2 separate regions of the Homo sapiens genome follow, and region 2 is linked to region 1. Evidence: chromatin loops called from intact Hi-C (ENCODE). Cell type or tissue: breast epithelium. All regions are shown on one strand. Each heading gives the region's core, and the rest is flanking DNA. Links, peaks and the distances in the headings are about the cores only. Region 1 overlaps RERE (arginine-glutamic acid dipeptide repeats). Region 2 overlaps RERE (arginine-glutamic acid dipeptide repeats).

Region 1 (16,506 bases), core at 3,625-11,624:
ATCACAGTTCAGTAAAGGTCCATGGCAACCTTTATTATCTTCCTAGACCCCTCTCAGCTAGGTGCTCAGTAAATACCTGAATACTTGAAGAATGGATTAAGCGGCAGGAATTCTGATTACTGAGGTGGAGTGTGCCAGTAGTTGAGGTCCTCATCTCATACCTGAACTGTGTCAGCAGCCTCTTTAACTGGTCTGTCCCTAATCTACACTTAGGCCACACTGCCACTGGCACAGTCCTCATCCAGTCTTTTCATGGAAAGCTCCAGCTTCAGCCTTTCTGCCAGCCTACAATTAGGAACTCTTCCGTGCGGCCTGAAGGGCTCTCTGCAACCGGATCCTTGCCTGCCTCTTTCGTCTTATCTGCTGGCACTCCATTCTGCACACCCTGTCCTCCTTGCAGTTCCCAGAATGTTCCCTGTGCCTTTTCCTGGCTGACTTCTGCTGGAAGCCCTGCTGGAGCCCACCTGGCAGGCTCACACTCTTCCTTGTCACTTCCTCTAAGACATCAGCAAGCAGAGTAAGTTGCTTCCTCTTCCTAGCTTCACCCACCACCCTTTGTTCCTCTGCTGCTTTTCTTGCAGGCCCTAGGACTGGTTTGTTTACCTGTCTGCCTTCCTGGGCAGACTGCAGCTCCTTGAGGGCAGGGCCATCTTTCCGTGCCGTCTCTCCCGGTGATATGCTGTGTGCACACAGCGTAGGATGCCTGTTGATCATATAAACGATACTTTTGTCAAGTAACAAAGGTCACTCCTCACACTAGAGGAGAGCTTGCTGCTTTCTTGTGCCTTGAGAGATTTTCCCTTCGAACTGTATGAATTATATTGAAAATTGACAATGATGAGTCATATCTCAGCAAGGGTGAAATTCAAAAACGCAAAGCCTCCACTACTGGAGTAGGAGGTTGCAGACTGGTCTTAAAAGGCTAAGTCTGGCCCTTCACTGAATCCGCCTGGCGGGTCTCAAACACAGGGAGTGGGAGGGACCCTCTGCCCGGTGGGCAGGTGATTTATTGGCTGGGAAGCTTCCGCGGTGATTTAGTTGTGAAGCGGCGGCCGGGGAAGTGCAGGCTAATGCCTGGGCCGCCAGGGAGAGGCCGCCCACAATCGCGGGCCGGAAGGGACCGCGGGGGGCGTCGGGGCCAGCCCCCCGTTTCGCAGCTGAGGCGGGGTTGGGGCGGAGGGCGTGCGGCCGGGGCGCAGCCGACTTCGTCCATCCGGAACGTGGGCTGGAGACCCAGCAGCCTGGGAAGGGCCCCAGCCCTGTGGGCGCCCTCTCCCCACGCTTGCTGCGGTAGGGAGGAAGTTTCTGTGCTTTACCGCCTTGATGTTCTCCTGTCCGGAAGGAGGACACAGATTCCAGCGCCGGGTGCCCTGGAGGCTCCGGCCTCGGGGTGGGGGTCGGGCCGGGGGCGGGGCCGGGGCCGGGGCGCGGGGCCCCGGCTGGCGGACAGGAGGGCGGCGGCAATCCAGGCCGCCTTTTGCAGCCGCCCGCGGCCGCGCCGGGCTCTGCGCGCCGCGCTCCTGCCTCCTCCCCCGTCAGCGGCGGCCCCAGCCCCGCGCCCCCCGGGCCCCGCGCCGCGCGGCCCCGCCGCGGTCACACGCCGAGCCACCCGCGGCCGCCTCCGCCCTGCGCTTTGTGGAGCCGGAGCCCAGTGACAGGCGACGGCCTCTTGCCGCCCCGGACCCCGGGCGCTTACCTGTGGCTGCTGGGGTCGGCCGCCCGGGACCAGGCTGGGAGCCCCGAGGTGGGGGCTCGGAGCCAGGAGCTGCCCCCACCGGGGCGGGGAGGGGTGCTCGGGAGGCATGGGACAAAGTGAAAGTCTCCGGGCTGGGGTTAGGGACGAGTCTGCTGCGAAAATGGATGGGGGCGGCGAGTGGCGTCGGGAGGGCGGAAGGGGTGCTGGTTATTCTCTGGTGTCTCGGAGTGGCTTTTAATGACGGACGGTGGGGCAGGCCCGCTGGCTTTCGTGTTCCCGGTGGGCTTCTGTGATACTGGTGCCTTCCGGTGCCTCCTGGCAAATTCTTTGGATTAAGGAAAGCGGCCTTTTAACCCCCTAGGGTTCCCTTCTGGAGAAGAGTCACCGGGTTTGGTTCTGTTTCCCCTTTCTGCTCGACACTTCTGGGAAGCTTGGTTCTCAGGTGGGAAAGCAGTTGTGTTTTATTAAAACATGGAGCATATTTATACCTTCGTGCACCAGAATGTGTGCCTGGTGGAAGAGGGGGACAGATTGCTTCTTAGCCTCAGACGCAGGACGTCCTTCTCTTAAACGCGCTGCCCTGCGTGGTGGGTGGGATTGGGGTTCTGATGAAGGTAGCTGGGGCCTGCCCTGGCCAGTGGGTCCCAGCTGAGCTGCTGACATACTCTCCGAGCCTCGGCAGTATTCCCTAGCCGAGACTTTTTTTGTGGTTGTTATTCTGCTGATTGTAGATATCTTTGCTTTGCTGACATCCTGTTTTGTTTTTGGTTTTTACATCCCATTTGTTTCTTTTTATCACAGAAACGCTTCGTTAAGGGACTCAGGCAGTACGGGAAGAACTTCTTCAGAATTAGAAAGGAGCTGCTTCCCAATAAGGAAACAGTGAGTACAATTGGACTTTATGTAACTTGATTTTTTCCTCTTTGCTCCTGCTGCCTCTCCACATTTGATCTTATGAAATGGTTTCCTTTAACCCTGCGCTGTGCTCAGACTCGGGCTGGCCTCCAGAATTCTCTCCGTTTTACTCCCTTGACTTTTAATTTGAGTTCATAATTTTTAGATAGTAAAGTGACAGATTATGCTTATCCGCCTGGAGAACATAGACTTCTGTTGTAACTCTGAGAACAGAAAGGTCTTTGGGAACAGAGGGTTAGTTGTGGGGGAAGGATTGTTGGAGAGTTAACATCAAATTTTAAACATAGTGGCTGGAATAGGAAATAGCATTTTATCACTAGTTTGAATTTGGTAATTGGCAGAAATCATCAACCAAACCAGAGGTTTGTGGCTTATTATACTTTGAGTTCTGGGGGATTTTTTCCATTTTTCAATGTTGCTCTGTTTTGAAGAGGAGTTTTAACTCTTTAATATTCTATCCCTGAGAGTTTGCACTTTCCACTGGACAGATGTACAAGGGGATCTTATAAATTGCTTAAATGGAGCTTTACAAAAAACTACTTAGTATTTCACAAAGCTGGGGGTCAGAGCTGACAAATGTGCCCGATAAACGTGAGGTAGAAGGATTTGCTGAGGAAAATACAGAGTGAAATTATATGAAGAGAATGCGGGGAAGGGATTCATTCTCATTTCCCTGTGGTTGCCTCCCTCCTCATCTCCTTCCCTGGTGGTGTAGAGGCAGATGGGGAGAGAGTCTTCCCTCTGGCTAGGCCACGGGATAGGGCAGATGGGATGGAGTTGGAGCAGCCACTCCACTGTCTGAAGGCGAAGGGAGGACTCATTAACCAGAAACACTCTTCAGGACTTTGGGAGGAGTGATCCATGTTTAATCTGCCTAGACATTGAGCTGCTTTTTTAGGGAGTGGAGGTGGGAGATGGATGCAAGAATATCTACTATAAAAGTATGCGGATAATTTGGGTTTTTTGGCTTAATTTTTTAATTGGATGTTGTTTACTGATTTCCTCTTGTTTAATTCTGTCTTTTTAAAAATGAGCTGTTTTTCTGGACACTTACTGTATAGTACCTCAAGGACAGTGATAACTCATGGGGAAGAAGGGTTTTGTGATTTCAAGTATAGTCTTGTATATATAAATGGATGATTTGCATCAGTCAATGACAATTAAATTTAAGTATTACGCATCTCATATGCTAGGATGGATCATATTGAGAATGGTAAAAAACAGAGAGAGAGAAACCTGTTTATGAACATTAAACTAAGATGTATTATGATGCCAATCTATATAATCAACTTATTTCTTACCCTTCCCAGAACAGGGTAGAGTTATTTAATATGGAATATTGAGATACATATTTTAAGTTTTCTGGGGATTTCAGTGACTTGAAGTTTGATATGATTAAAAATTAAAATGCCTTTGCCCGAGTGTAGGAAGTTTGGTTTGGCTGAGTAAAAAAGAGATCAGTGAGTAGATTTCTCCTGATCGCTCAGATTGTAGCCTCTCAAGTTCTCTGTCTCTGCTCTGCTAAAAGTTGCAAACCATGAAGAATTTGATACAGAACTATCTTGACAATTATTTTATCTTTCAGTTTTAAAAAATAAATTCATAATTGGAAGATTAAGCATTAAATCTAAATTCTACCATCTGGCATTTGGAAATGCTCGGTAATTTTACTTAGTGTTTTATCTCCGTAGTGGAAGCAGATGTGAGTAACCTTTAACCTAGTTAAGTTCTTCTACTATGTTTTTCTTTTTGCTCTTGATTTTCCCTTCTTATTGATGATGTGTGACTCCGTAAATAAATAGCCTTTTTTCTCCTTCAGAGGCATTCTCAGTACACCAACCTTTTGAGCTAGTTCTCTGGTTGTCTTTTCCACTAGCCTCTTTGCTGAGACCTTTCCCCATCACTCCTCCGCCTTCACAGTTTCCCACGCTGTAGCTCTTCTCCCTTCTCTAGCACCCAGCAGTTTTCCTATTTCCAAAGTCTTCATCAGTCACCATCATTGGAACTAATGAGAGAGTTGTTTGCAGCAATGGAGGATTTATTATGCCTGACATTTGCTAAATATTCATAGTGTCCTTGCTGTCTTTTGCATTGCACTGGAGGAGTTTGGTAGTAGGGTAAATCTGTAAGTATTATAATGAGCTGGGAGAGGCACTCATCTTGTGTTTTCTTATTTTCTCTAGTTATCAACATAGCCAAGCTAATCATTCACAGCCCACAGGGAGGGGAGGGCAGAGGTCATTTTTTACTTTTTGCTGCAGAAGATGAGATTTGCATGTACCAGTGTTGTTGATTCAGAACTTGCTGGGTAGAATTCTTATAGTCATGCCCCTTTTGATAGCAAATCCCTCTAATATAGATACTTTTCACATTCTCTCTCTCTTTCTCTCTCTCTCTTTTTTAATGAGACAAGATCTAACTCTGTTGCCCTGGCTGGTCTCAAACTCCTGGGCTCAAGTGATCCTCCCCTGAATAGCTGGGATTACAGGTGCACGCTACCATGCCTGGCTTACATTTTCTTCTGTCTACCAGAATTATTAACTCATTTCTTTGTTATTCGCAAGTGACTTGGAACTTGAGAAGGGTGTCAGCATCCAAAAGAACATGCCTGATTGGGCATTGGTGCAAGGGTCAGCAGACCTGTGTTCTATTCTTGGCCTTACTGGTAACTATAGTACTTGATGATCTCTTTTTAATTGTGCAGTCTGCCTTGAGCTGTTCATTGGAAAGCTCAGGTCAAATCTTGACAACACTGGGAAGTTATTTTCTGTAAAATGGTGTTTCTCTGCATGAGAATTGTGTAGGTGCTGTGGTCGTTATAAAATGCCTGTACGTCGTTACTTGCTGCAGTGCCTGAGAACGAAGTGATGATTCTTGCCTTCTCTGCTACTTACTTGCTCTGGAACCTTAGGCAGATTATTCATCCCCTCTGTCCTTTAATTTCTGCGTTTGTAAAATGGGGTGATAATTCCTACCCTTTTGATTATTTTGAGAATTTAAATGAGATAATGTTTGTAAAGAGTGCATAGAAATACTTGGAAATGATTGTTCTTCCTGTCTACCTTAAATACTACATAAGGTGGTAGCTAAATGCTTTGAAAAGTACAGAATTCCTTTCTGCTTGTAAATATACTGAGCCTGTATAAAAATAAGTTACCTGTTTTTCATTAATCTGTCTTGCCAAAAACTTGGAGGGCAGCAACTAGTTAACAACGTCCGTCTTGAAGCTTTGTTGAGACCTCATTCTTACCAGTTCATTCATGCGGTTATAGCAGAGAAGGGTTCCTGGTGGGCATAGACGTAAACAGCTTTCCTAGCTCTTTTGGTTTCTGGTGTTTATTGCACAAGAGCTAAATCTGGCTTTTCTCTGAACACTGCTGCCCACTGAAGTGGGAATAGTGGCTGTGATTGCGGAAAACCCAACTGTTTATAGAGGCTTAGTTGAATGGGTATTACGTGTTAACCTCAGGGTACCCAAGAGAATAACTACAAGTCAAATCTTTTAGTGTCATGGTTGTGCAAATATCCTGTAGTTTATTATACTTTTTCCCATTCTCTGTTTCTCTATAACCATTTACCTCCCCTCAATATGCTTATAAAGTATATAATTAGTAGGTGAAATGTAGTCAGGAATACGGGTGGAGCATTTTAGATTCACCTTGGCTGTATACCTCTTCTCTGTCAAGCCACTGTTTGTCATAAACCACATCAGAGTCTTAAGTGTTAGTATATTTGTATAAGTCACAGAGCGCCCGGTGTCTGAACTTTTGGGAGGACAGTGGAGAACTAGGCCTCTTGATTCTGCTTTGAGCCCTGCCACTTATTGTTGGGTAGATGGATGGTACATGAGCTTTGATGTTAAGGTAATGCCTGAAAAAGTAGGAGGCCTAATAGAGAATCTTAATTACCTAAAGGTGAATCCATGTTAGGAATAACACAAAATCGTGGATGATCCAAAAATAATTTTTTGTTTGATTTGTCTATACATTGCAGTTTTCTTCAAAATCATGAGATAATTATTCAAGCAGTGGTGACATATCTCTTCTCTGAGGACATATCAGTTATTTGAACCAAAGACTTTTTGTGTCTGGCACCTGGATGATTGTCCCTTGAATCCTGGCCTTTGTTTATAGCTGTGTCTCCTATTACTTAGACAAATTCAGCTGGCACTGGGTCGTAGTCCAGGAGCGCTTCCTCAGTGACCTGCCGTTGCTTGTCTCTGGTGCAACTAAGATTGGTGAGAAGACAATGTGATCTACCCCAGCTTGGTAGCCAAGAGGTGTTCCCAAAGTGTTAGCCCCTGGAGGGAGATGGAAGGTGAAAGGGGACATGCTTTGGCTGTCTTTCTCGTCTCTTTCTTTTTATTTTTGAGCACCTAGCCCAGTGAAGATTAAGCTTGTGTCATTTGTAATCCCAGTTGGTGGTGCATTGACACTTACTACACTGGAAACTCATTTTCATTCACTTCCCATTATCAGAACTAAATTTTGTGTATAGTTCAATTTTTTAAAGTTCTGGGTGCCCACTGAGCACTGCAATGGGTAGGGTATCTATAAAGAGAAGCAAGGTGCCATCCCTGCCCTGCAGGGAGCCAGCACGACATTTACATACCTGCCATACTTGGTAGAATGTGCTGAGGGCCCTGGTGGGTGGAGGTTCAGGCCCCACAAAGTGAGCACAGAGGCTCCTGGAAAGCTAATTGGAGGGGCGGTGTTTGAACTGGGCTTTGAAGGAAGGATTCATTTTTGACAGGCCCAGGTTGGGAGGGTAGAGGAAAAGCAACTTTCCAGCCATAGGAAATACTATGAACAAAGGCACGGAGACAGGAAATTGTAAAACGTGCCCAGCAAGTACATGAGCATGGTTGGAAAGGAGGTTGCATAAGCGGATGCAGTAGAACTTGGGCCCAAATTATAGCTGCAGGGTAGATTTTGGGGGACCTTGAATTCCCTCCAAAGAATGTGTATGGGTGAGTGTGGGGATGGGACCCATTTAAGGCTTTTAAGAAGAGAAGTGAGGGCTGTGCTACCGAAGTATGTATAGGATGGGACCAAAGAGGAGGCTCTTCTTATAATTTAGTCTTGTAGGAAGACAGATAGGGACTTGAAAGTTCAAAGTTAATGGGAAGGGAAGCCTGCCTTCTATCTTCATTTTCTCTATTGGAAATGTGTCACTGTTTGGCACCAAGGGCCCAGTGAAAGGGCAGCCAGTTTTGACGTTTTTAACTTTAAGTAATGGGATGAAAGGTATTAGAGATTTAAATTTTTAATTTAATAAATAACATGAAAATCAACCACCTTTCTTAGCCACATTTCTGGGAATGAATTCTATTAAATACGTACGTAACTACTGGCCATTAACTGTACTTTTTTCTTCAGGCAAAATGTCATTTGCATAGACCATATTCCTGCAGCAGAGAATAAATGCTATTGAGAAAGGGCTTTAAGACTGAGTAATCAGGTTTCTGTTAATATTAAGAGGTTAAAAATGATTCTAGTATTCAATATGAGCTTCCAGCCTGAAGTTTTATTTAATTTCAGGTTATAACCTTAAATAAACAATTTTCCTAGCCTCATTAATGCTTAATCTAATGTTGCATAACAAAGTATGGACTTCCTTAGTCGGTTGATGCTACTGAGAATGTGCAAATGTGTCACGGCCACATACCAGTACATTAGAAGATCTCTGTTTTTAAACCTTGTCCCTCTTCTACAAACGTTGTCTATCCTCACTGCTCACAGTGTGCTCCTCAGGCCAGCACTCTCATCACTGGTTAAAATGGAAGATTCTCAGGCCCTGTCCTTGTCTCTTGAGCCAGAATCTGCATTTTAACGGACCCCCCAGAGGATTCCAAAGTACTGTAAAGTTTAGGAAGCACCGCTATTTACAGTAATGCAGACTTGCAGAATTCTGAGCCTGCATAGTATATCATTCTTAAAATGATACTGTCTTTATTCTGTTAAAATTGTAAAGTTTCACTATTAGGGCTTGATTTTGTTTTTCTAATTATTGCAAAATATTTCAAACAGAAAAGTATCAGGGCTTATTTCCATTGTCAATAATAGGATTTCTTTTCTTTTCTTTTCTTTTCTTTTTTTTTTTTTTTTGGAGATGGAGTCTCGCTCTGTCGCCCAGGCTGGAGTGCAGTTATGCAGTCTCGGCTCACTGCAAGCTCCGCCTCCCAGGTTCACGCCATTCTCCTGCCTCAGCCTCCCGAGTAGCTGGGACTACAGGCGCCCGCCACCACGCCTGGCTAATTTTTTGTGTTTTTAGTAGAGACGGGGTTTTCACCATGTTAACCAGGATGGTCTCGATCTCCTGACCTTGTGATCCGCCCGCCTTGGCCTCCCAAAGTGCTGGGATTACAGGTGTGAGCCACCGCGCCTGACCGTGAGCCAGGACTTCTCAATATAGTTTTCTTCTCAATTCCCACTCCCATGTTTTTCTAGAAACATGATTGTAACTCCTGTCTTACTTGATACAAAAGCTCTTGTTCTCTTTACCTTGTGGCATGCAGTCTAGTTAGACCTTGCCAGATTCTATTTCAGTTTTTAATAAGCCTTTTTATGTGGAAGGATGGCCTTCTCTTGTTAACTGAAGTTTACATAGTCATAAAGGTTTAATACCACAGTGTTTTCGGGCATTGCTTTCTTTTATTGGCATTCCTTATGTATGAAAAAGAAATATAAGTTATTTGAGGGGCTGGCAAGATGGGTAAGAGGAAAGACATTTATGTGCCATACTGTTTTTCTTAATAATTTGTGCTCACATAGATATAAACAGTTGGAATTTTCCATTTGAGGCCAAAGTGATTGCCAGTAGAAACAGGCACTGCATTTTGGCAGTAAGTACTGTGATCCTATAGCTATTCCTGTGCTGAGAGTTTGTTCCCATTAAAATGGAGCCGAGGCTCGAATCTATTAATTGTGATAGTCTGAACTATAGGGATATTTGCCTGGGCAGTGGTCCAGTTTTCGTGAGGGTAATCTATGAGAGACTGGCTGATATTCCCTTGTGTAAGTGAAGTACGTAAGAGACTTTTGGTGCTGGTGTTGGAAAGAAAAGGAGGTATTAAAAAATTGGGTGACTTTTTAAACCAAGGGCCTTGGACAGTTGCCGTTCTCAGTGTAAACAGCCTGACCTTGGCGTTATCCTACATATGAAAACTAGTGGGGATGGCATGAGAATGCTTTAATTATTTGAAATGTATTACTTATAGAAACTGCACTCAAATGAAGTATGCTTGGGGCTTTTAAAGTGTTATTGAACAAAATGTTGCTTGCAGGGATTTATTTGCTGTTGGTATTTGCTAACCTATATTTCTTATGATTTGGCTGTGTCTTGGTTACCTGGATGACTTTTAGATGGAGACATTTATGACTTTGAAGCCTAAATAGTCTGCACCATTTTATTAGCTAGTAAAACAAATGGAAGGTTTGAATTGGTCTTTAGAAAGACTTACAAGTTGTGGTTGCTGTGGTTAACAGTCAATGGATTTATCCACTTGGAGCTTATATTTTATATCATAGATTCTTTTTTAGCCTTGTAAGATCTATTCTGACTTTGAAAACTAGTTTGCTGATATTTTAAAAATATATCTATCTAGTCTGTTAGGAAACCGACATTAAAACTAAGTTTCAAAATGTATCTGAAATTATAATCCTTGAATAACTAGTTCATTTTTAATCTTATTTGAAACTATACCCTTGAGTAATACTTAGGAAAATAGAGTAAAAATTAATAGTATTGTTTTGAAAAGTAAAGCAAAGCATTAACCTCAGTCTCAGTCCCAGCTGCTCAGCATGGGAAAGGCATCCCCCTACTCCCAGTAAGATTTTTTTTTTCCTGTCATGTATAATTTGAAAACCATTAATTGTGTTAGGTAAATAGGAAAAGCAAACAGGAGCAACCTTCCTTTGGGATACCAGAATTCCATTAAGCTAAGTTTTCCGAGATGTTGAATTTTTTAATTAAGTTTCAGTATTAATGGCCCATGTTTCTTCCCCCCACCGACCCCCCCACTTTGGAAATATAATTCTTTGTTCTGCTCAAGTGTCTTAAATCCTTCTTCTGAATCCTCTCAATTGTGGTATCATAATCCCCAGGATTTGACTATTGAAATGTTATTTATTTATTTAGAGACGGAATCTCCCTCTGTTGCCCAGGCTGGAGTGCAGTGGCGCGATCTCAGCTCACCGCAACCTCCACCTCCCGGGTTCAAGTGATTCTCCTGCCTCAGCCTCCCAAGTAGCTAGGACTACAGGCATGCGCCACCATGCCCAGCTGAGTTTTGTATTTTTAGTAGAGTTTTAGTAGAGATGGGGTTTCACCATGTTGGCCAGCATGCTCTTGATCTCTTGACCTCATGATTCGCCCGCCTCTGCCTCCCAAAGTGCTGGGATTACAGGTGTGAGCCACCACGCCCGGCCGACTATTGAAATATCTAAACTATCCCAGTTGACAAAGTTGGGATTTTGGGGGAGCTTTTGGTAACCCCAGGCCTGTGCTGTCTAGGATGGGATGTCTGAGGTGAATAAGGGTGCTTACCTTCATGGCCCCTAGTGAAGGGGCCAGGTGGGCCAGGGGTCTTCTCTGAAAGGTATCTGAGTCCCCTCATTTCTTTTTTTTTTTTTTTTTTGAGATGGAGTTTCACTCTTGTTGCCCAGGCTGGAGTGCAATGGCACAATCTCAGCTCACCACAGCCTCCGTCTCCCGGGTTCAAGCAATTCTCCTCCCTCTTCCTCCCGAATGGCTGGGATTATAGGCATGCGCCACCATGCCTGGCTAATTTTGTATTTTTAGTAGAGATGAGGTTTCACTGTGTTGGCCAGGCTGGTCTTGAACTCCCGACCTCAGATGATACACCCACCTTGGCCTCCCAAAGTGCTGGGATCACAGGCATGAGCCATGGTGCCCTGCTAAAGTTCCCTCATTTCTAACGGTCTTGCTGGGGCTGCCTCTGCTCCTCCCCAGGCTGGTTGCTGTTACACAAAGGGCCCATTTCATCTCAGCAGAGTTGGGTTTTGTTCCACCCTCTTCAAATTAAGATTGGGCAGGTACAGTGGCTCATGTCTGTAATCCCAGCACTTTGGGAGGTTGAGGTGGGAGGATCACTTGAGCCCAGGAGTTCAAGTCTAGCCTAGGCAACATGGTGAAACCCCATCTCTACAAAAAATACAAAAAATTAGCTGGGTATGGTGACACGCACCTGTAGTTACAGCTACTCGGGAGGCTGAGGTGGGAGGATCACTTGAGCCCAGGAGGTCGAGGCTGCAGTGAGCCAAGATCACGCTGCTATGCTCCAGCCTGGGCAACAGAGTAGTCTCAAAAACAACAACAACAACAAAAAACAAAATTAAAATTTATTTTATTTTATTCTTGGACTTGACTCTGATTCCTCTTTTCCATGCATTTTTACTCTGCACACATGTGTGCATGAATGCATATATGTATTTATATAGAATATAAAGCCTTCTGGGCAGGGACCTCATTTTAATACCTCTTTATGGCACCCTTAGAGTCCTGTAACAGCCCTTACTTTTTATTTGCTTAAAATGAAGTATGTGTGTGTGTGTTCACGCATGTATAAATAATAGGTTCGAAATACATTGTAATCATGGGTAGATAATTAATGGTCCTAAGACGTGAAAACTCTTCATTGTTTTTAAACGAACATTTTCCTCATCTTTTGCTCTTCAGTGTGAGCAAAATCTAACAGACCAAAGGAAAAAAAAATCCATCAACAGTCATAGGAAGCTTACAAAGCTTCGGAGATCTGGCACCACCAAAGCTTCTCCACCTGATCTGCTTTGAAATGCTCTTTTTAAGACCAGTTTGAAACCTGGATATCCCAGGCCTTAGACTTTGTGTAATAGACAGAAAACCCCTGTGAACTCTACTGTCCCAGGACAATGGGACTAGGACTTGGGGTTCACTCTGCCACACTGGTCCTTCCTGTTCTGTTTATTGTGCGCAGTAAATCAACTCTCCTGTTTGCGCAGCGGTTCTGTGTTCTAGATTATTTATAAGATTGAAATCCATTGTTTATTTTTCTCAGCAGGTTTATTGAGCCAGTCAAGAATAAAATACTGTCTTAAGCAGTAGAGTAAGCCATTAGCCAATTGCAACTTGGCTTCAAATTAATCCCTAAAGGGTGTGCACATGAACACACACACTTTGTATGTCCCACATACATGTGTGTACTGGAGGTGAGAGCCAGGGGAGGTGGAGGAGCTTTAGTGGTGCCAGATCTCTGCAGCTTTGTAAGCTTCCTATGACTGTTGACGGATATTTTTTCCTTTTAGTCTGTTAGTGAGTCATCATCATATGCCATTTTATTATCTTGAAAACAGTCTGTGGAATTTTTTATCCCGTGTCTTTGCTGTATGAGTGAACCACCACAGAGGGTGTCGGGAGCAATATTAAGCTGGAGACTTTCTTCAGTGATGCTTCGCTTATGTATTTGCAGCTGCTGCCATTGTCGCTTTGTTCCCATGTGCAGGAGTTGGATTTTTTTGATTGTTGTTTGGCAAGAAATATTAATAGTAACTTTTGTGTGTTTGATTATTTTCGGGGCCGGAGCAGCATCTGTCCAGCACCTTTGGGATTTGGTGGTTATTGACTTAGGCACAGGGCTTCTAAGATCAGAACTTGGTTCTTCTTCCCACAAGTGCTCTGTTTTGGAAATGTGCTAATGACACACATTGAATTATGTCAGAGGTTTGTGGCCTTAAGTTGTCGAGGGAGGTGTTTTCATTTGGCGAGAATCTGTAATTTGTGGAACAATAGGATTAAGTTCTAAAGGAAATAGGCCCGATGAATCTGTATAGATGGCTAGTTTCGCAAAGTAAAGCACAGAGCCAGTGAACTGGGGGCAAACTACACGTTTTGGATAATGTGAGCCTAAAAAGAAAAACCCTAAAACTTTTAAATAAATTTCTAAAAACCAAAACCTTTTAGTATATGTAATTTACTGGCTTAAAACTATAAATATTATAGTTTTAATAATTTTGTAGATCAGGAATTTAGGTGGGACTCAGCTGGCCATTTGTTTCCATGTCATGTATCCAAAGCTCACTCTGTAGTATCACCTGGTAGATGGGTTGACCTGAAAGGTCCAAGGTGGCTTCCCTTATGTGTCTGCCACCTTACGGGAGATGGGTGGGAAGCTGGCTCATCTGGGGCTATTAACCAGAATACTGGCATTTGTCCTGTCCTCTGGGGTGGATTTGCCCATCAAAACTTGAAGTTCTAGCAGGGCAGGGTAGATACTCCTACTATAGTTCCAACTACCTGGGAGGCTGAGGCAGGAGGATATCTTTAGTTCAGCCCGAGCAAGCTAGCAAGACCCCATCTCTTTAAAAAAAAAAAAAAAAAGACTTGAAGCCCTTATTTCTTTTGATCTTGTAAATCTATCAGGTGACTCAGGAGAAAAGTCCATGTGCCTCTCTCCATTTTATGGCCACCAGATGAGTTGAAGGATGTAATGCTTCTTTATGTAGTAATTTTGTATTTTTATTAAGATGTCCATGTTTACCAATAGGAATACCCATTTGTCCAATATATCTTAGACTCATACAAAAGTGTACCATTTTCTTTTGTACAGTACTCTGTTCTAGTTATTATTTCTCCAAATGCTACATACCTTACCAGGCATGTCTATAAATACTTACATTTGTTGCAACATTTTTCTGGAAATCTGTCATTTGGAATGTTTAACTAGATAGTGTGAATGTAAAATGCTCCTAGTTTATTCCTGATGCTAGTCAATCATCAAGCACTTACTGAACTTATTGAGCATGGGGAGAAAAATAGTGAGCTGCGGTTGTGCTCCCTGGGGGTGTCTTACTGGCTGCCACGGTGCATACTGGAGGGAAACCAAGTGCCGAACAATGTAGTGTGGATATTAAATAGTAATGGGAGGATGAAGGCTTGGGGAGTCTTGTGCATCCTGGAAGATGGACACTTGGGGCTTCAAGCTCTTTGAAGGATGGGTGTTTTCAATGTTAAAACTTGTTTGAAAGGCCTTGCCGAAGGAAGTCCTTGAAGTAGCTTTCTTGTCTGTTGAGGTATTTCTCACTACCTGAATCTTCTACAGCATTCCTGCAGACTGGGGACATCGAACCCATTAAATGAAGCCATTGTGGTTTTGAACAGTTCCATTTTTCGGGCCGCCTTCCTTTTATTAAGCTGAAATCTGTATCACTTCACCTTCCATACATTGTTCTGATCTCGTCCCTTGGAGACTTAGAGGATTCTTGCCATAACGTCTTCCTCATGGAGGCTCTTCATGTGGGCCTGTGTAGTTGGCACACCCCCTGCCTGGGCTTCTGGCTATAGGCTGCTCAGGCCTCTGCTTCCTGCAACAGCCGTTCTGGGTGAGGTCTTGTGGACCTTTATCATTCGGCCCTTTGTAAAAATTGATGTCTACAAAGAGGAGAAAGTGGCAACAATGGCCCCAGCCGTGTCCCCCAGCCAGGGCGGCCCCCCTCCCCTGCCCAGCCCTCCTTACCCAGCAGGCAGGCAGGTATGCATGCATGTGTGTTAACTTAGTGCCTCCTGGGTGTGCATCAGTGCACAGTTCCTAGACTAACATAAAGTCACATATAGGTTGTGTTTGTTCTGTTGAGTTGAGCATGTCTTTATCCCAGCTCTCATTTCCCACAATGAGAAAGCATTAATGTTCGGATTTAGTAAAAAAAAAAAAAAAAAAAAAAAAAAAATTGCCTGATTGAATAGTGCATACCCAGGCTAACCATTAATTACACCATTTCGACACTTAGAATGGACCTGAGCAAAGATTTCCAGTGCCAGAGCCCAACATCATCATGCATGAAATAGTAGGCTCTTTGCTCCTGGGAGAGGGACCATTAGCTTTGATCATGTCGCCAGGCCCTCCCCAGGAACTTGTCCATGCTGATAATCTTAGCACCAGTTAATTTCTCAACCCATTCCTACATGTTTTGATAAACTGTGGCTAAAGATTAAGATAGCAACCATTTAGCAGACATACGCCTTCATGAGTGTGCTGCTTTTGTTTCAAATCATCTGTTGAAAGAAAAGCTTGAAAGACAGAGTTCTCCATTTTGCCCTCTCATAAACAAAAATTCTGGAAATGAGCTGTTCACAGACTGGCCTAGGAGCCCTGGATTTTAAGGTAAAATCATTGCTTTGGGATTTGCTGTCAGTCCAAATTGGACTTTCTGCTTTTCATTGAGCCTTCCCCCTGCTTCTATTCCTCTCCCCAAAACAGTGCTGCTCACAGGAACTGTGTCCCGACAGAAGTGTGGACAGTTCTCCTTTTCTCTCTGCTGCCTCATGCGGTTGTTAGAACAAGCTAATTCCATCTGAGTAGGTAGTATAGCTTTTCTTTCTGTTTACTATTGCTGGGTGACAGGAGAGCAAGGGCAGAAGTTATGGTAGATAGCTCAGCTTTACAACCATTGTCGGGGCTAAACATGAATCCTCAGCAATCGGGTTGGCCATTCCTCTTCTCAAACGTTGTACTCCCTCTGCTGGTTTTGAGACAACTGATATTTCCTTAAGAAGTGTGAGGCTCTGCCTTCAAAACGGCACAGTCTCTTTTCCCCAGATCTGCAACTGTGTGTGTTGCACACCCACAAAGAAGACAGTTCTTTCTGGCTGTGGGGAAATGATTTCAGTTCTTGGGCAAGGATGGCAAGGAATAAATGTAGAAGAAATTCCTTTCTGATACCATTCTCCTACCTCACATCCTACCCCCAAATCATTGCGGGACATTTAGACTTGTTTGGGGGACCCCCAAACACAGCATTCTCAGGCGTTGTATTCACTTCTACTTGTTTTCTTTGACCACCACCACCTCCTGCCCCAAGCCCAGCCTCCACCTCCCCGCAGCACTCACGGCAGGAGTCATT
Region 2 (16,506 bases), core at 2,647-10,646, 46 kb before region 1:
TTGTCACTTTGGGTAAATAATCCCACACTTTTTACTTCTCAGATGTGTCTTTGTGTAGGGGTGAGGACGGGTAGGGACTCTCAATACTTACTGATAACATGGGAAACTCAGGAATAGGGACTATTTTTTTGAGGAATAGGGATATTTTAAGAGGCCAGCCAGACAACAGGTCAAACAAAAGGAGAGAATCCGCCATTATATAGAGAACAGAGTAGGGAAGGAAGCTCGAGTTACCGTGTCACTGGAATAGCTTCTTCAGGAGAAACTGCCATCTGAAATAAAGTTTTGTGAAGGAAGTAGGAATGCCAGGACTTGTTCAGAGGAGTGCCTCTTTCCCCATTAAGCTCATCACTAGAAATTCAGCTGAGGGGCATTGTGCAGGCTGCAGCCATGCTCTCTAACAAACGGAACAACCACAACGAGATGTTCAACACTTCAGTGGAAGCATCTCTTCCAGCTATAGTTTAAAACTCTTCTTGGTTCACCAAAAGGCCGGAATGCCACAGGGATTAATGATATTTGATTGAGCTTCATCCACTCAGCAGTTTGCTTTTGGAGTGGGCTTTATGTTCTCACGAGCAATTTCCTGGTAGCAGGCACATAAGATTTTATTTTTCTTATTACTATTATTATTTTTTTGAGACGGGGTCTCACTCTGTCTCTCAGGCTGGAGTGCAGTGGCACGATCTCAGCTCACTGCAACCTCTGCCGCCTGGGTTCAAGCGATTCTCCTGCCTGCCTCAGCCTCCCGAATAGCTGGGATTATAGGCCCCTGCCACTGTGCCTGCCTAATTTTTATAGTTTTTTAGTAGGGATGCGGTTTCACCCTGTTGGCCAGGCTGGTCTTGAACACCTGACTTCATGATCCACCAACCTCAGCCTCCCAGAGTGCTGGGATTACAGGCGTGAGCCACCGCGCCCAGCCAAGATTTTGAAATTCAAATTTTTTCCTGTATGTGAGACCAGAGTTTTAATCAAATCTCATTTAACATGGGTAATTTTATATGACACATAAGTGGTTTTTGTTTATAGCTTAACAAAATTTTTTGTTTCTGAGAAGACTACTCTGTAATCTGGAAAGCTGATCACACTTGAGGCCGATTTTTTTTTTCTTTTTAAAAGATGTAGCTAACATATATTTTCTAATATTATCCTCACATGTCGCTAAGAGGTTGATGTTATTATTTTATCCATTTTTAAAGATGTCAAAATTAAGGCACAAAAATGATAAGTAACTCTCTCAAGGTCGCATACCTAGTAAATAGTAGAGCTAGAGTTGGAATCCAGGCAGTTTGACTCCAAAGTCCATAGTTTTTCCTACTTACCCTTTTTTCTTTTTTTCTTTCTTTCTTTTTTTTTTTATTGGAGGCAGGGTTTCACTCTGTCACCCGGACTTGTAGTGCAGTGGTGTGATCAAGACTACTGCAGCCTTAACCTCCCAGGCTCAAGCCGTCCTTTCACCTCAGCCTCCTGAGTAGCTGGGACTGCAGCTGGGACTATAGGCACATGCCACCACGCCCAGCTAATTTCTTAAATTTTTAGTAGAGATGAGGTCTCACTATGTTGCCCAGGTTAGTCTTGAATTCCTGAACTCAATCTTCCTACCTCAGCCTCCCAAAGTGTTGGGCTTACAGGTGTGAGCCACTGTGCCTAGCCTCATACTTTTCTTATAATTACCCCATACAGTATAATTACCTCTTATAAAAGTTGTTAATTTTGCCATGAGCTTTTCATTAAAAATTTATGATTTGATCAACTTCATTTGATTTCAAATTATCACTAAAATGTGTGCTTTTTGCATTAAATAGGCATGTAATTCTTCCTTTTATTCAGTTCCAATCCACGTTGACCTGTGATTATAAACCCCCATTGTGTTATAGAACTTGACAAATGTCTGCTTGTTCTGGATATTAGGCAAAGTATGAGAATCTGACTTTATTTCAGATCTTTTTATACGTCTGAAAGAAGCCTAGGTTGGATAGTTTTCAAACATTTGCAAATCATAATAGTATTTTATTTTTAAAAGAGTCTAATGGTAATAATAAATACGAATTTATTGATAAATAATAATAAAAATAAATAAGTTAATATTTATTCATTGCACCACCACTCCCAAGTGGGATCCAGTATTGATCATTGTTGTAGGTGTTTTGTTTTGTTTTAAGATAGTTGATTTATTCTTATAGCTAATGTACAACCTGGACTTCCCAGTCTTGATTTAAAATAAATTAGTGCCCTCTAAACTGTGAGAATGCTCTGGAAATTCAAATTTTTAATACTTTCTGTTTTGCTGAGTGAGCATTGAAAATGGATGTTTGGGCCGGGTGCGGTGGCTCATGCCTGTTATCCCAATACTTTGGGAGGCCGAGGCGGGTGGATCACGAGGTCAAGAGATCGAGACCATTCTGGTTAACACGATGAAACCCCATCTCTATTAAAAATACAAAAAATAAGCCGGGCGTGGTGGCAGGCGCCTGTAATCCCAGCTACTCAGGAAGCTGAGGCAGGAGAATGGCGTGAACCCGGGAGGCAGAGTTTGCAGTGAGCCGTGATCGCGCCACTGCACTCCAGCCTGGGCAACAGAGCAAGACTCCGTCTCAAAAAAAAAGAAAAAAATAAAAGAAAATGAATGTTTGTGATATTCCTTTTGTTGGCAGTTAAATGTTTGGAAGAGAGACTTGCAGTGTGTGTTTCAGCATTTATTTATTGATTTCATTCAACAAATATTTACCACTGCCAGCTTACTGTGTGCCCAGCCCAGGGGCTCCAGCAGTTGCCAGGAAGGCATCTGCATGTCCTCCGGAGTCTTCTGTTAGAAAGAGGAAACACATGGCTGTCTCCTCTTGTGATTCCATAGGTCTTTGCCTAAACCTAAGCAAGAGTAATTATTACAACCTACTTGATCTTGTCATTTTGTATGTTTTGTATCTGTACCAATTTGTAAGTTTCCTGGAAATAAGGACTGTGACTTATTAAGGTTTATTCTTTACATGTCTTGAATGTTCAGCTTTACTTGACCTGAATGTTCGGCAAATGCTGGCTCATTGTTAAAATAAGAGATTGAAGCACGAGTGAAAAGATCAGAACGTCCACTCCATGAGAACGGGGATCTCTGTGTTGTTTACTGCTGTGTCCCAGAACCTAGTATTTTATTTAGGAAGTTAGCAAGTTTTTCTGGAGTATTACCTTATACTATGGACTGTGTTCAGCACTGGAGATGCAAGTCTTAGACAAAGCCAATCTTTGTGTAAGAAGACTAGATGTGTACAGGAAAGGTGGATTTCCAATGAGAATTCTGAGTGACAGCCACAGTATGGGGAGGTAGATAGAGCAGGAGGATCTTTGTACCTGCTGTTTCTCTACATTATCTGCAAGTTGGAACTCAGAAACTTGGAGTGTCTGGAGCATCTTTGCGAGGTGGGAAGGTGTCCATGGTGCCAGACACTACACAGGGTTGAAAAGACGCAGGGTGAGAAAAGTTGATTAGCTTTGACAAGAAACAAGTCTGGTCCTAAAGGGAATATGTAGATAAACCTGCATCTTTATTCATATGTACTGAAAAACTAGCATACTATTACAGACTTACTTTCTTTAAAAAGCTCTTAAATTTTAGCCACTTTAAATATTTTGTTTTTGTGTGAAATTAGCACAGTCAAAAAACTTAAGAAATGCTAAAAAGAAAGAACATAATCTAGTGTGACTTTACGCTGCTTTGCGGAGAATGAGGCAAGAGTAGGGGTCCTCCTGGCTGGGTTGGAGTCTTGGCTTCACCACCTGCTGGCTCAGTGTGGTGAACATCTTTACTTGATCTTTCTGTGCCTCAGTTTCCTCATCTGTGAAGTAGGGCGATGATAGCTCCTAAACCGTAGATTAAATGAGAGAATACTTTCCCCATAGGATTAAGTAAGATAATGATTGCATGGAATGTCCTGAGCACTGGGCGGGGCCAAACATTCCCTAAATGTTTGCTTTATGGGAATATAGGGGAATCCTATTCCTATCTTTGCCAAAATATTTTCTGCCTTGCCTGCCTCCCTCTCCCAGAGTGAGTAGAATAGGGGTTGGGATAGGGTGGTCTTGGATGAGAACAAATTCCTGCGCCTACTGAAATGATGGAGTCTCAGTGCCCCTTTCCTGACTCTTCTGTGGGAGATAGTCAATGAGGAGCTTGCCTTGGATCGATTGTGTCCTGTCTGTTATTTGGTGCAGTTAGCTAACTATAATTGTTGTTGTTTTAGCTGCATGAAAGCGGTTACGATGCTGGCAAAGCCCTGCAGCGCCTGGTGAAGAAGCCTGTGCCCAAGCTCATCGAGAAGTGCTGGACCGAGGACGAAGTGGTGAGCAGGAACCAGCATTTGCCTTGTGCTCTGGGGCATCGGGCCACCGGCGTCTCAGTGTGTGACCTCCCTGCTGCTCAGGGAAAGCAGAAGCTTCAGTCATGCAGAATGGCTGTCCGTGGCAGCGCCAGGCAGGAGGATGGGGCCCTTCAGCCCCTTAATTGTACAGAAAGACTTGATTTTATTAAGATTAGGCTTCATAGATGTCGGGAAAGATTGTCCAACTTTCATGGAAAGAAAGGAGAAATTGATAGTTACTCCTAAAAAAAGTTAATTTGAACTTGTTTTTGGTGCAAGCTAGCTTGTGATACCTCCCTATTTAAAGACAGCATGTTAAAACCCGTGGACATATAACCTAAAGTAGGGTTGGTGACTTGTCTTTTTTTTAATCATAATTATTTTAGAGAAGGGGGTTTTGCCGTGTTGCTCAGGCTGGTTTTGAACTCCTGGGCTCCATCAGTCCTCTTGCCCCAGCTTCTTAAGTAGCTGGGACTGTAGGCATGCTCTACCATGCTTGGCTTGGTGACTTGTTTTTATAGGGCTTGTAAGACCCCTGACCTCCTTAAAGGACATTGATTACAAGCGGGAAGCAGAGAGTTGATGAAATAAATATGCTGGATTTTACATACTGATTGTATTGCTGTGGCCTGTTGAAGGAAGTGGGGGGAGAGAAATGTGCCCACAGATACAGCCTTGCAAACCCATGGATTCCCATCCAGCAGACAGTTTTAATGAAGCTACATCTCCATCTTGTGACTTGTAAAAGGCATTGCTGTAAACGACTTACGGATTTCTTGTGCTTTTGCAAATACAGTCTTCAGTATGAATGTTACCGCTTGACATTTGCCTTTCAGGTCGAATGAAATTTAAATGAAGGCTGGCACTAATACACCTATTGATTGCAAGTTCCTCTCCTGTATTTTAAAATATGCTAAGAAAGAATGTTTAGAAATTGTATGTGCTTTCCTGATCCCGCTCTTTCATTGATTCAGCAATATTTACTGAGTGCCTGCTTGCGTGCCAGGTGTTGTCCCTCCTTGGGAGTCTTAAGTTTTAAGAGGGGAGACCTTCATAAATGAGTATGTGCCGGGGGTGGTGAAGCAGATACAGAATAGGGTAATGAGGGAGAATCAGCTGGGTGGGGTACTGTCTTAGCTAAGGGAGGATCAGGAAAGTCCTGGTAAGTAACATTTAGATGAGACCTTAGTAAGGTGAGGAAGGCAGCCTTTTGGATATTAGAGAATTCTGGGCCCTAAGGTGAAAGCATGCTTGGCATGTTCAAGAAGTAGGCAGGAATGTTTCTGCAACACAGCAAGGAGGGGAGTGGTGGGAGGGGTGCCCTAGAGGGAGCAGATCAGGTGTGACCTGTTGGCCTGCTGTCAGGGCATGGTGATGTGCCCCACATGAGCAGCTTCTGAACAGAGGAGTGACTTGCTCCGACAGTGGGGCTCACACTGGCCGCTGAGTCCGGTGGTCTCTGGGGGTTGCTGCACACCAGGCTGGGACTGGTGGCTGGGTGGTGTGGCAGCAGTGGTCGTGATAAGAAGCAGCGAGATCCAGGCTGCACCTTGAAGGTAGAGAAAAGAGAATTTGCTCCTAGAATGGCTGTGGGTGAGGGTGGGCAAGGGCTGAGGAATGGGAAAAGCTAGGCGGAGCTGAGATGCACTGAAATGGCCCTAGGGTTTGGTAATGGAGTGCTTGTTGAATAGTTCCTTAAGACTTTAACTTTATCAGACTTACAGAGTTCATGAAGCTGTTTTAAAACAAACAAAACCATAAAAATCTTAACGTTATTATTAAAGAGAAAGAAACATCTTAAACATTTTAAAATGTTTAGACAACGTTAAATTCAGTTTTGAGAAGTCGTAGTGATACTGTTTTTTTACTGTAAGCCTGTTTATGTGAGGAGTGGATAAGAGATCTGATTGACAAGGTTTTAAAATTCTGCGAAAAGCCTGTGTGGAAGAAACACATAAGGAGATGAAAAGGATGGAACAAGTGTATAGACTGTGGTCGTTTAACCACCCTTTGTGAGATTGTCTTCAGTCCTCTCAGCCTGGCCTAGGCGGCCTCAGGGCCTTGTCAGCTTGCAATCCATGGCTGCTTCTGCTTCTGCATTTCCCTCAGTTCCTGGCCATCTCCTCTCTCTTCAGTCTCCATGCCCTTTGGCGTCCTCTCTCCTTCCCCACTTCCCTGCCTCTTCTTGGTGTCTCCCACCCTCCCCACTCCTCACTCATGCCTCCCAGCCCCTCGCTAGCCATGGCTCTCCTCTCTCCCTTCTTTCATTTCTCTTGTGACCTTTCATTCCCTCTGGAATTTTAAAAATACACAGCCAAAGTCCTCTCTTCCTGCTGAAGAGAAAGCTGCTTTCCTTTTCCTGCAGCGCCTGCTTGTAACATCAGGCAGCTGTTGATTGTCTCCCCATTGCTGCTGCTTGAGGATTTGTCGCTGTGAGCTGAGAGGGAAGTTTTGCACATCAGAAAGAGCCTGGTTTATTTTGAAAAACAAAACAGGACTCCAAAGTGGTGAATATTTTGAGTATGGAATAATGATCCTTAACTGTATACATCCGTATCCGTTTGGGGTCATTTTTATCATGTTTGCTTCTTGGTTTGAAAAATGTCTTGGCAGCCATCCAGCCCTTGTAGAGCCTCAGGATCAAATGGTTCCCTTATGTGTAGGAAGTGAAGCTTCACTTTGAAAACCTCAGCAGTGAAGAAGAGAGACTGACTGAATAATTGAGAGGTTGAAGGAAGCTTCTGGTGAATGGATCCAAATCAAATCTTTGAAGAGATTTATGTGGCAACAAGGCAGTCCCCTCTTTACCCTCGCCTGGCTTTGGCTGTGAAAAAACACCTGCTGTGTTCATGTGGCCCCCTTCTGTTAAATTTACCACATTTTCTCACCTCAGGAATCACAGGAATAAGCAAAACAAATGTGTTCCAGCTAACATAAATACATGGGCCTACCTCCCCCTTTTTTCCTCCCAGTTTTCTATATACTTGGAACATTCTAATTATTATTTTTATTATTATCATTACTATTTTTTAAGAGATGGGGGTCTTGCTATGTTGTCCAGGCTGGACTCAAACTGTTGGGCTCAAGTGATCCTCCCACATCAGCCTCTGAGCAGCTGGGACTACAGGCAAGCCACAATGCCTGGCTACTTATTACTAAACTTCGCTGCCGCTGGCATATTAATTTGTTCTAACTACCCAGTGTCTGATCTGACTACAACAGTCTTGATGAACGGGTTTCCCTTGGCATTTTTACATGAATACTTTGAAGCAGCTGCTCTGTGAGAGGGTTGGTGAAATAAGCACCTGAAGGTGTGAGTTCCCTGCTGTGCAGCGGACAGGCTGGGCCTCTGCACCTCCTGGGCCTGGCAGGCCTGCTGCTCTATGAAGAAACTAACCTCTCATGCCAGTGCAGACCCTACTCGTTCTCCAGTCTCAGCTCGGTTCCTGGCCCATCCCGCGGCCAGTGCTCCCTCTTCGCACTGTCTCCCCTCTGCGCGTCACTCGCTTGGCAGTTCATCCTCTGCCTCCTCGTGCTGACTTCTGATCCCCAGCTCTTCATTCCTTGCGGTCTTATTTCTGAGTTGATTGTCCTCCGAGTTTGTAAACTTATTAAGGGTAAGGACTTAATGATGAAGATAGTTTCTCTCCATATGAGAGGCTTGAAGAATATTGATGACTCTTTGTTCAAGGTAATCCTTTTAAAAAGTTCTTCACTATAATTGAGTGTCTTCAATCCAGCATTTTAAAACTTTTAATAGTTAATAGTTATGAATCAGCACATTAAAGAGAAAAACTTTTACATGCCTCAGAAACCAACCTTAAAAATTTTACTTTTGGAGCCTGGTCAACACAGCAAGACCTTGTCTCCACAAAAAAATTAAAAACATAATAAAATAGCTGAACATGGTGCCATGTGCCTGTAGTCCCAGTTACTTGGGAGGCTGAGGTTGGAGAATCGCTTGAGTCCAGGGGTTAGAGGCTGCAGTGAGCCGTGATCATGGCACTGCACTCCAGCCTGGGCAACAGAGCAAGACTCTGTCTCCAAAAAAAATAATAATAATAAAAGTACTTTTGGAAAAAGCTCACACATTAAACTCTTTCTTCTTGTTCTTCCTACTCCTCCTTCTCCTCTTCCTCCTCCTCCTATCACCTGACCTCTTTTTCCTAGGTCTTTCAGATAATCATGAATTCTGGAGATCTTAGACCTCAGAATCACACAATAGGAGGCCTTTCATCTCAAACTCTCAGTTTATTTCTCTGACAGTGTGCGTGTATGATGTTCCTAATTGAAGTTGCTTTGGGGCTGAGACACTTCAAATCTTGAACTGAAGCCAAAATGTGCCAGTTTCTGTCAAATTCTGTACCGGATACTGCAAATTAATTTTGCTTTTGCCGAGTGTCTGTGAGCAACACCTGGGTCATGTCTTTCAGGCTAAGTAAACTTGGTTTGATCAGAGAAGCATTTTGGAAGAAATGCTAGGTCAGTTTGTGAAGCTTTAAATACCAAGGTATGGGTAAGGGTGGAGCCAAAGTAAATGGCTGCCTTCTGCCTCTGAGAGTTACATTGATGGTTAATCAATTTCACATATATTATGCTAAAAATACTGTTCCTTTTCAGGAAGTCATCCAGATTGGTAGAACTTAGGAAGATAAAGAGGAGGAAATAGAGATTAAAACATTAAAAAAAAAAACCCAAACAAAACAAATCTTAGATTATTAGGTTTTTAATTAAACATGATGAACACATTCAAATATAACATAAAGGCCCCAGGCTGAACTGCACCTAATCGAAACAGATTAAGTCACCCTTCCATGCTTGGGTGGTTATTAATTCTGTTTATTTATGCATGCGAGCTGAAGGTAGCATTTGCTGCTGTTGTGTTGGTGCTTATTGCACTGGGATTCCGTTGCCGCTTGATGCTGTGCTCTTAATTAGCATTCAGCTGTTGATTATGGAAATACTGGGGATGCTAATTGAATTCTTTTTAAAATTCAGGGCCTGCATTTTCCTTGTGGAGTTTGGTTTGACTTGCAAGATTGTAAGATTGGGTGCTCCAGTGAGCTGTGCATCTCACTCTTTGCTTCCTATCCACTTAGCTGCGTTTTGGTTTTTAAAATTATTTTCATGTTGAATTCGCTTTCCGCAACAATCCAGGTGTTGCACAAAGTGAAGGTTCTGTTGCTTACCATGTTACTACAGGGTGTTTTTATTTCATCTTGGGTAACTATAGCTTTTATCTTGAAATACACTACCCATTAAATATTTTATATCAATTTTGATGTAATACATTGAGGTGAACAATCTAGATACAAATAAGCTCTGAAATTTTTATCCAAAAATAGTTAATCTGTGGTAGTGATAAACCTTAATTGGCCATGTACATGGATTTATTTACAAGCTCATAAATTTTAAAACATCTAAATCTTCCTTCAATTTAAAGCTCAGTCTATCATAAATATAAATGAAAATCCTTCTTTCAAAATTGACATGAGATGGCAAAGTAATTTTCTAAATATTTGTAATCCAGTGAACCCGTGCGGCCGGTCAAGGAATTACTTACACAGAATACACACAACTATTTGCAGGGTGTCTTTCCCCAGCAGCATCTCCAGATGCCTTTGTTATGCCCTTTTTGGAATGTCTGCTTGAGAAAACATTGTTTTCATTGTTCACTCTTTTCAAGCTAGGCATCTGAATGTGCCAGAAGACGGGGCTGCTTAGTGGGGCAAAAATACAATGAATTTTATTTACTGTTTGCATGGCAGCTGAGGAAAATGGAATTCACAGCAAAATCCCCGTTAAGATCCAATAGCAGCAGGAGGTTGTGGAGGTGAAAACAGCAAGGAGGACAATGACAAAGAGGGAGAGAGGCTCTCAGAGCTTGTAGTTATGGTTACGTGGATTTCAGATACTAATAATCTTGGTGATTTTGTTTTAAAATTTTACATCCACAATATAGGGGAAGGGTTAGTTATATTTATTTTAGGAATGGTAAAATTTCCAGAGTTGTTGACCATTTTATGTAGTCATTCAAAAATGATGATAGGAGAGTCTTGTAGGTCATCTAGTACGAACCTTTTCACTTTCTTATTCTTTTTAGGGTTTTGTGCAGATTGTTTTTTTTATTGTTAGAACAACATCCTAAAATCATTAAAGGGAATTTAAAACCTCACCACTAACACGTCGTCTCACAGTGTCTGGCTTCATCGTCTCATTTGCTGGCTTCTTGCTCTCTTCTGGTCTTTGTTTATGTACGTACGTGGTTTTATGTCATTGTCAACTTACGTATGTGTACAGGTTTGCATACATGTGAGTTGAGTCAGAACATTGAAATTATCTTTCTAAAGAAATTATAACTTGAAAATTTTTACAATTCATTTGGAACCTTTGCCATTAACCCAAAATATAGATACAATGTATCTACTGCATCACATAGTAGGTACTTAGTACATTTTAAATTGAATCACAGTAGATTCTCCTCTCTACTAACCACCCTTCCTCCAGTTTTAAATGACAGTGGTACTGTTTCTTATGAAGAACTAAATTTGTATATATGAGAGTAGGAAAAATAAGAGAAATAGAAATGTTGATATATTACACGTATGTACATATTACTCCATATTATGTATTCTTAATGTGACCTATAGTGAGAATTAGCCCTTAATATTAAAAAAGAAAAATGTAGATTCAAGTGAGATTTGCCTGAAGTTCCAACTATTAATAAAATTGGACTATTTTTCCTATGGTTAATTCCCATCGGCCTTTGAACCAAACCCTTGCTTAAAGAAGTCAATAGTATGGATAGAATGGAGTTTATTGTCAAGTCCTTTCGGAAATGAGACAGCAAATTAAAAATCAATTATATGCACAGAAAAGTTGGTGTAAGGCAGTCAGTTCTGTCAATTAGTTTGCAGAAAGATTCTACTGTTTAACAAGCTCTAAAGAGAAATGTATTTTTAAAACCCTTTAGTAAATGAAATAGGACAAGCATTTTATTAGAAGGGAAGAGATATTTCAAAAATGTATTTCAGTAGTTCATGTCAGTAGAAGTCGCCTCTGGGATAAATGTACAGATTCAGCTGTGACCTTTCCATTCACATCCACGGCTCACTACTTTCTAGGCTTCCTCTTTATGCTGTGGTCAAAGAAGTTAGTATGCCCATTTTGCTCTTTGTGTTTAACAAGATTATTCTTTTCTTAGTGTCTTTAACCGGTACTTTTTTTAAGTCCATCATCCCCAGCCCTACTTTTAGATTAAAAAAATAAAAGCCAGCATACCTTGTGCTGTTCTTTAGGGCCGTGTGTGTGTATGTATATGTGTGTGTGCGCGCATGCGCACACGTCTGTGTTTAGACATCAGGGCTATACAGAGACCTGGAAAGTAACCCCACATTGAATATAAGCACACCTTAAATTACTCCTGGCTGCTTGGGATAATCTTTTTAAATCGAAGAGTACTTTTGACGGTATATTTTTCATTTTTGCTTGAGCGGGGAGTAAGGGGAGTAATGGGGGGAGTCTTCAGCTTGAAAGATTAATAAATACTAGAGCAGTGGGTTATTGAAGCCATGTTTCCATCTCATTTTCAAGGGCATGTAAAAAAATGGAGATAGCATACACTTTCAGCCACTCTCTATCATCTTTCTCTGTTCATTTAAAAAATGAGAACAAGGCACAAGGGGACTTGAGAGATTGCATTTGTTCTCCCATAGACAGTGGTTATTTTATAAACGAAGAGGATGGAAAACCCTTTTCTTGTGCAGTTTCTTAGCAACAGAATTGGAGTCAGTTTTAATGCGTGTGCTTAGAACATTCTACGTATAGTGACATTGGAGTCTTACATTTTCACAGGTGAGACATATTACATTGGTAACTGGAATTGAATGTTGGGAGAAGGAAACAGGAAGTGAAAAATGAGAACCCTACCATGAGAGGAAGTCATTCATTTAAAGCTACCTCCTCTCTCCTGGCATACTTCTGTCTTAAATCTAAAGTCTCCCTTAGGCTAGGCGCAGAGGCTCATGCTTGTAATCCCAGCACTTTGGGAGGCGGAGGCAGGGAGATCAAGTGAGGTCAGGAGTTCAGGACCAGCCTGGCCAACATAGCGAAACACCGTCTCTACTAAAAATACAAAAATTAGCTGGGCGTGGTGGTGCGTGCTTGTAATCTCAGCTACATGGAAGGCTGAGGCAGGAGAATCACCTCCCCAGGAAGCAGAGGATGCATTGAGCCAAGATTGTGCCACTGCACTCCAGTCTGGGTGACAGAGCAAGACTCTGTCTCAAAAAAATAAATAAATAAATATATAAAGTAAGTAAGTAAGTCTCCCTTAGGTAGAAGTAGTGATGGCCTTGGTAGCCCCCTAATTGCCATCTTCACTAGAGTGCCAGCCTATTTTGTATCTTCTCTAGTAGTGTTTTGTTATTCTTTTCCTAACACCCTGCATGCAACTAATTGACACTTAGATTTGATTTTGTTTTTGCACTTGCCTTAAGACATTTTTCCGAAGTACCTTTATATAGGTGAATTCTAGTGTGTTTTCCACATTTATGAGGCAAAGTACTGAGCTATCAGGAAGCAGCATGTGTTTGGTGGTTATAAGGGGAGAAAGACAGTGCCTGATATTGGCCTCACCACCTGAGCATGGGGCCTCAGGATCTGTCTGTCTGGCTCTGCATTCCTTGCAGAGGAGTTTGGTGTCGGTTTGGCTCTTCCTGTGATTGTTGACTGTGTGAACATGAAGATAGAATGATTCCTTCCTACTTACCAAGTTTCTCATTCAGTTCTGATTTTAGCTCACTAGTTGAAATTCATTCATTCTTTCATTCTGGAAATATTGGTAGAGCATTGACACTCTGCCAGGTGATACAGCAGTGAACAAAACAGACAAAATTCTCTGCCTTCATGGAGTTGAGATTGTAGTGGGGAAGGAGGATAGATTAAAACAGTCTTGCTAAGTGACATGTATAGTGTGTTAGTCCTGAAAAAATTAAAAGCAGGAAAGTGATAGGAAATACCAGGTAGAGGGGTTGAACTTTTTCTTAAGGTAGCCATGGAGAGTTCACTTTTGAGTAAAGACCTTAAAAAGTGAGGAAGCTAGCCTTGCAGATACATAGGGGAAGAGAATTCTGGGCCAAGGAAACAGTGCAAAGGCCCTGAGGTGGGAGCATGCCTGAGTGTGTTCCAGGAAGAGCAAAGATGCCCCGGAGTGGATGGAGAAGATGAAGTCGGAAGGCCACCAGGATCTTAGACCAGAGATGTTCACTCCTATTTTGTACCTCACAGTTAAATTACATTATCAAATTAATGAGGAATTCTTGAGGGCTGTTCTGTTTTCTCCTAACATTGTATCTCTCATAACAGTGTTTTTACGGCTTCAGTTATGTAGGACTCTGAGTCATGCATTCCTCTGACTTCTGCAGCTGCTCATTGTGTCAAGATTGAAGCGTTTTTGTTTTGTAACTGGTTTAGACAATATTTACTACATAAGTTTACTATAAATTCAGCATTTGTGAGAGGAGCTGTTTTTCCTGAGTAGGAGCAAGAAAATACCTGGAAAGAAAAGTGTACCTGCTCTACCTCTATCTTGGAGCAGTCATTACTCTTGTTATCAGCCTGTCCTGACAAATTTTAATTCAGGAAGTGAACACTGTGGAAAACTTAAAACTGTAGATGTCATGCTCTGAATTATAACACCTAATGAAAAGAGTCATCTCAAAAATCTTCCTTTCTTGAGTCAAATACCCTGGCTTTGAGACTCAGCTCAGGGGAGAGTCCCTCTAATACTGCTGTTTGACAGAAGAGGCCAGCTTCCCTTGTCGGCCGGCATTTGCTTGCTCTAGGCCTGTGGTGATTATTCTTAATGTCTGGAGGATGGATGCTACGTGCACTGACTAACTAGAATGCTGGGCCAAGCTTAATGTTCCCTAGTAGTGTTCTGATATTCTTCTTTCCCCAACACTCGTTCTTCTGAGAGGTTAGGGTGCTCACGAGGCACTTTAGAATGAGGAGTGGCCCATGACTGATGAAGGCCGGGACGTCACTGCATTTTGCAGGCCCTGCTGCACCAGGTTGGTTTGACAAGTTCATTTAGGTGCCTCCACACAAAACTAGGAAGTCTTGAGGGCAGGGTTGTAGTTTAATTCTTTTTGTATTCACAGAACCTGGCCCAGCACCTGGAGCAGGATTGATAATAAGAAAATATCATTTGAGTGGGTGGAACAGAAGAGAAACCTCACATTGCTTCAGTGCAGTGACCTCTTTGGCTGAGCTCTTGAGCTGCCACCGTCTAGGGAGAATTAATTAACTGGATGTGTCCCTGTTCTTTTCCTCTCAGTAGCTTGCTTTGGAAGGAGCAACCAACTCCTTCCAGTTTGTGGTTTTATTTTCTAAATTCCAATTAAAAAAACTCGTTCATTGCCAACATCACCTGATGTGTACTGATGATACGTGTGGTTGAGATGTTCTATTATGGGAGAATGAGTGATGGAGAAGGAAAGAGCTCAGTGGGCAGCACAGGTGAATCTGGCTGTTCTAACACACCTTCCCATACAACTCAGCACTGTTCCCCCAGTTCAGGAATCGTGCTCCCTTGTGATCTCGCCACTGCACTCCAGCCTGGGTGACAGAGCGATACCCTGTCTCTAAAAAATAAAAAATAATAATAAAAAAAGGAATCATGCTGCTAAGAACACCAGGAAGATTGTTATTCTGAAAATAGGAGGATGCCCAGAGTTGCCCTGAACAGCTTCGTCACCACTGCCCCGTGTCCCTCCTGGCTCTGCTGTCTGAGGGCTGCTGACGTCCTGGCACCTGAGCTCTCTGGGGAAGGCACAGTTACCTCCTGAAGAAGATAAGCCAGGCTCTTCTCTTTCCTATATGGAAAACTCATTTTTGGGGTGGGTTGGTGGGCAGAAGCAGGAAAAACAGGCCTGGTGGTTTGTGGAGAGAAAACTGGCCTGAGAGTCAGAGGTGTGGGTATCAGTACTCAGATTGGCTGCCACCTGTGTGGCCTCAAGAAAGTATGATCTCCCCACTCCCCTTCTTGAGTCTTCAGTTTTGTGGGGGTTTTTTTTTGTTGTTTGTTTGTTTGTTTGTTTGAAACAGAGTCTTACCCTGTCGCCCAGGCTGGAGTACAGTGGTGCGATCTTGGCTCACTGCAACCTCCACCTCCCAGGTTCAAGCGATCCTCCCGCCCCAGCCTTCCAAGTAGCTGGGATTACATCCTCACACCACCACGCCCAGCCAATTTTTGTATTTTTAGTAGAGATGAGGTTTCACCATGTTGGCCAGGCTGGTCTCGAACTTCTGACCTTGTGATCCACCTGCCTCGGCCTCCCAAAGTGCTGGCATTACAGGCGTGAGCCACCACACCCAGCAAGTCTTAAGTTTTTTTTTTTAATCTAAAAAATTATAGGAAAAGGAGAAGGAAAGGGAAGGGGAAAATTCTGAGGTGCTGGCAGCTGTGTTTGACAGGAGGTCAGGATTAAGCCCATCTTGGTCTGCTGCCTGCCCCATCCTTTCACTTCCCAGGTGAAAAATTGGCCACATGATTTATCTAAAGCTAACAGAGTCATTCCTGTTTAAGAAATTTGAAAACACACGTGTACACATGCATGTGTGCGTACACACACACACAGTGTCCTTTTGTTACTGAAAGTTCTGGGATCTCCCTTGAAGCTGATTTGTAAGTTTTGATCATACTTTTATTTTTCTAAGCTTTGCCATTGACAGTAATGAAACCAAATCTCCTAGGCTACAGAGATGCAGGCTAATGAGTACCATAGACTCCACCAGAGTGGGAGGAAGGATGGCCCATCACTGCAGCCATGCTCTGTGCTCTTCTGTCCCTTGTGCTCCCCTCAACAGCAGCTTGGAGTCTTCTCTGGGAGCCACTGTTTAATATTAAAATCTGTGGAGGTGTCACACATTTGCTAATAAACTGTTTTCCAAACAGACATGTTCATCCTAAATATTACTCATTTTCTTTTTTCAGATAGGGCCTCTAATTAATTAGGGTGACAGAGCTAAGTAAGCTTGGTTATCCAATTTTAAAAGAGAATTTTAGAAAATGAATTAAAAAAAAATTTTTTTTTGAGACAGAGTCTTGCTCTGTTGCCCAGGCTGGACCAGTGCAATGGTGTGATCT

The links. Peaks named below come from ENCODE experiments on the same cell type or tissue, not always from the same donor. Only the 100,000 strongest peaks of a DNase experiment are listed, where the experiment ranks them.
Region 2: it touches region 1 in a loop (5-fold over the local background); 21 of 110 quality-filtered maps call a loop at or near these places.

The regions. Positions count from the first base shown.
Region 1 is chr1:8,408,799-8,425,304 of GRCh38, reverse strand. It overlaps RERE (arginine-glutamic acid dipeptide repeats), which reads left to right. Exons shown (of 23, transcript NM_001042681.2): 12 at 2,498-2,578. It overlaps RERE-AS1 (RERE antisense RNA 1), which reads right to left and starts at 660. Exons shown (of 4, transcript NR_125999.1): 1 at 604-660. RefSeq lists silencers at 1,071-1,210, 1,521-1,860. In breast epithelium, for the core only: no CTCF peak of the experiment used is centred there; no DNase peak of the experiment used is centred there; H3K4me3 peaks cover 4,037 bases; H3K27ac peaks cover 6,118 bases.
Region 2 is chr1:8,453,756-8,470,261 of GRCh38, reverse strand. RERE (arginine-glutamic acid dipeptide repeats) reads left to right here. Exons shown (of 23, transcript NM_001042681.2): 11 at 4,239-4,337. Among named protein-coding and RNA genes, the nearest start is that of SNORD128, 33 kb to the left of the region's middle. RefSeq lists an enhancer at 9,737-10,634. In breast epithelium, for the core only: no CTCF peak of the experiment used is centred there; DNase peaks (open chromatin) are centred at 5,689 and 7,543; H3K4me3 peaks cover 698 bases; H3K27ac peaks cover 4,329 bases.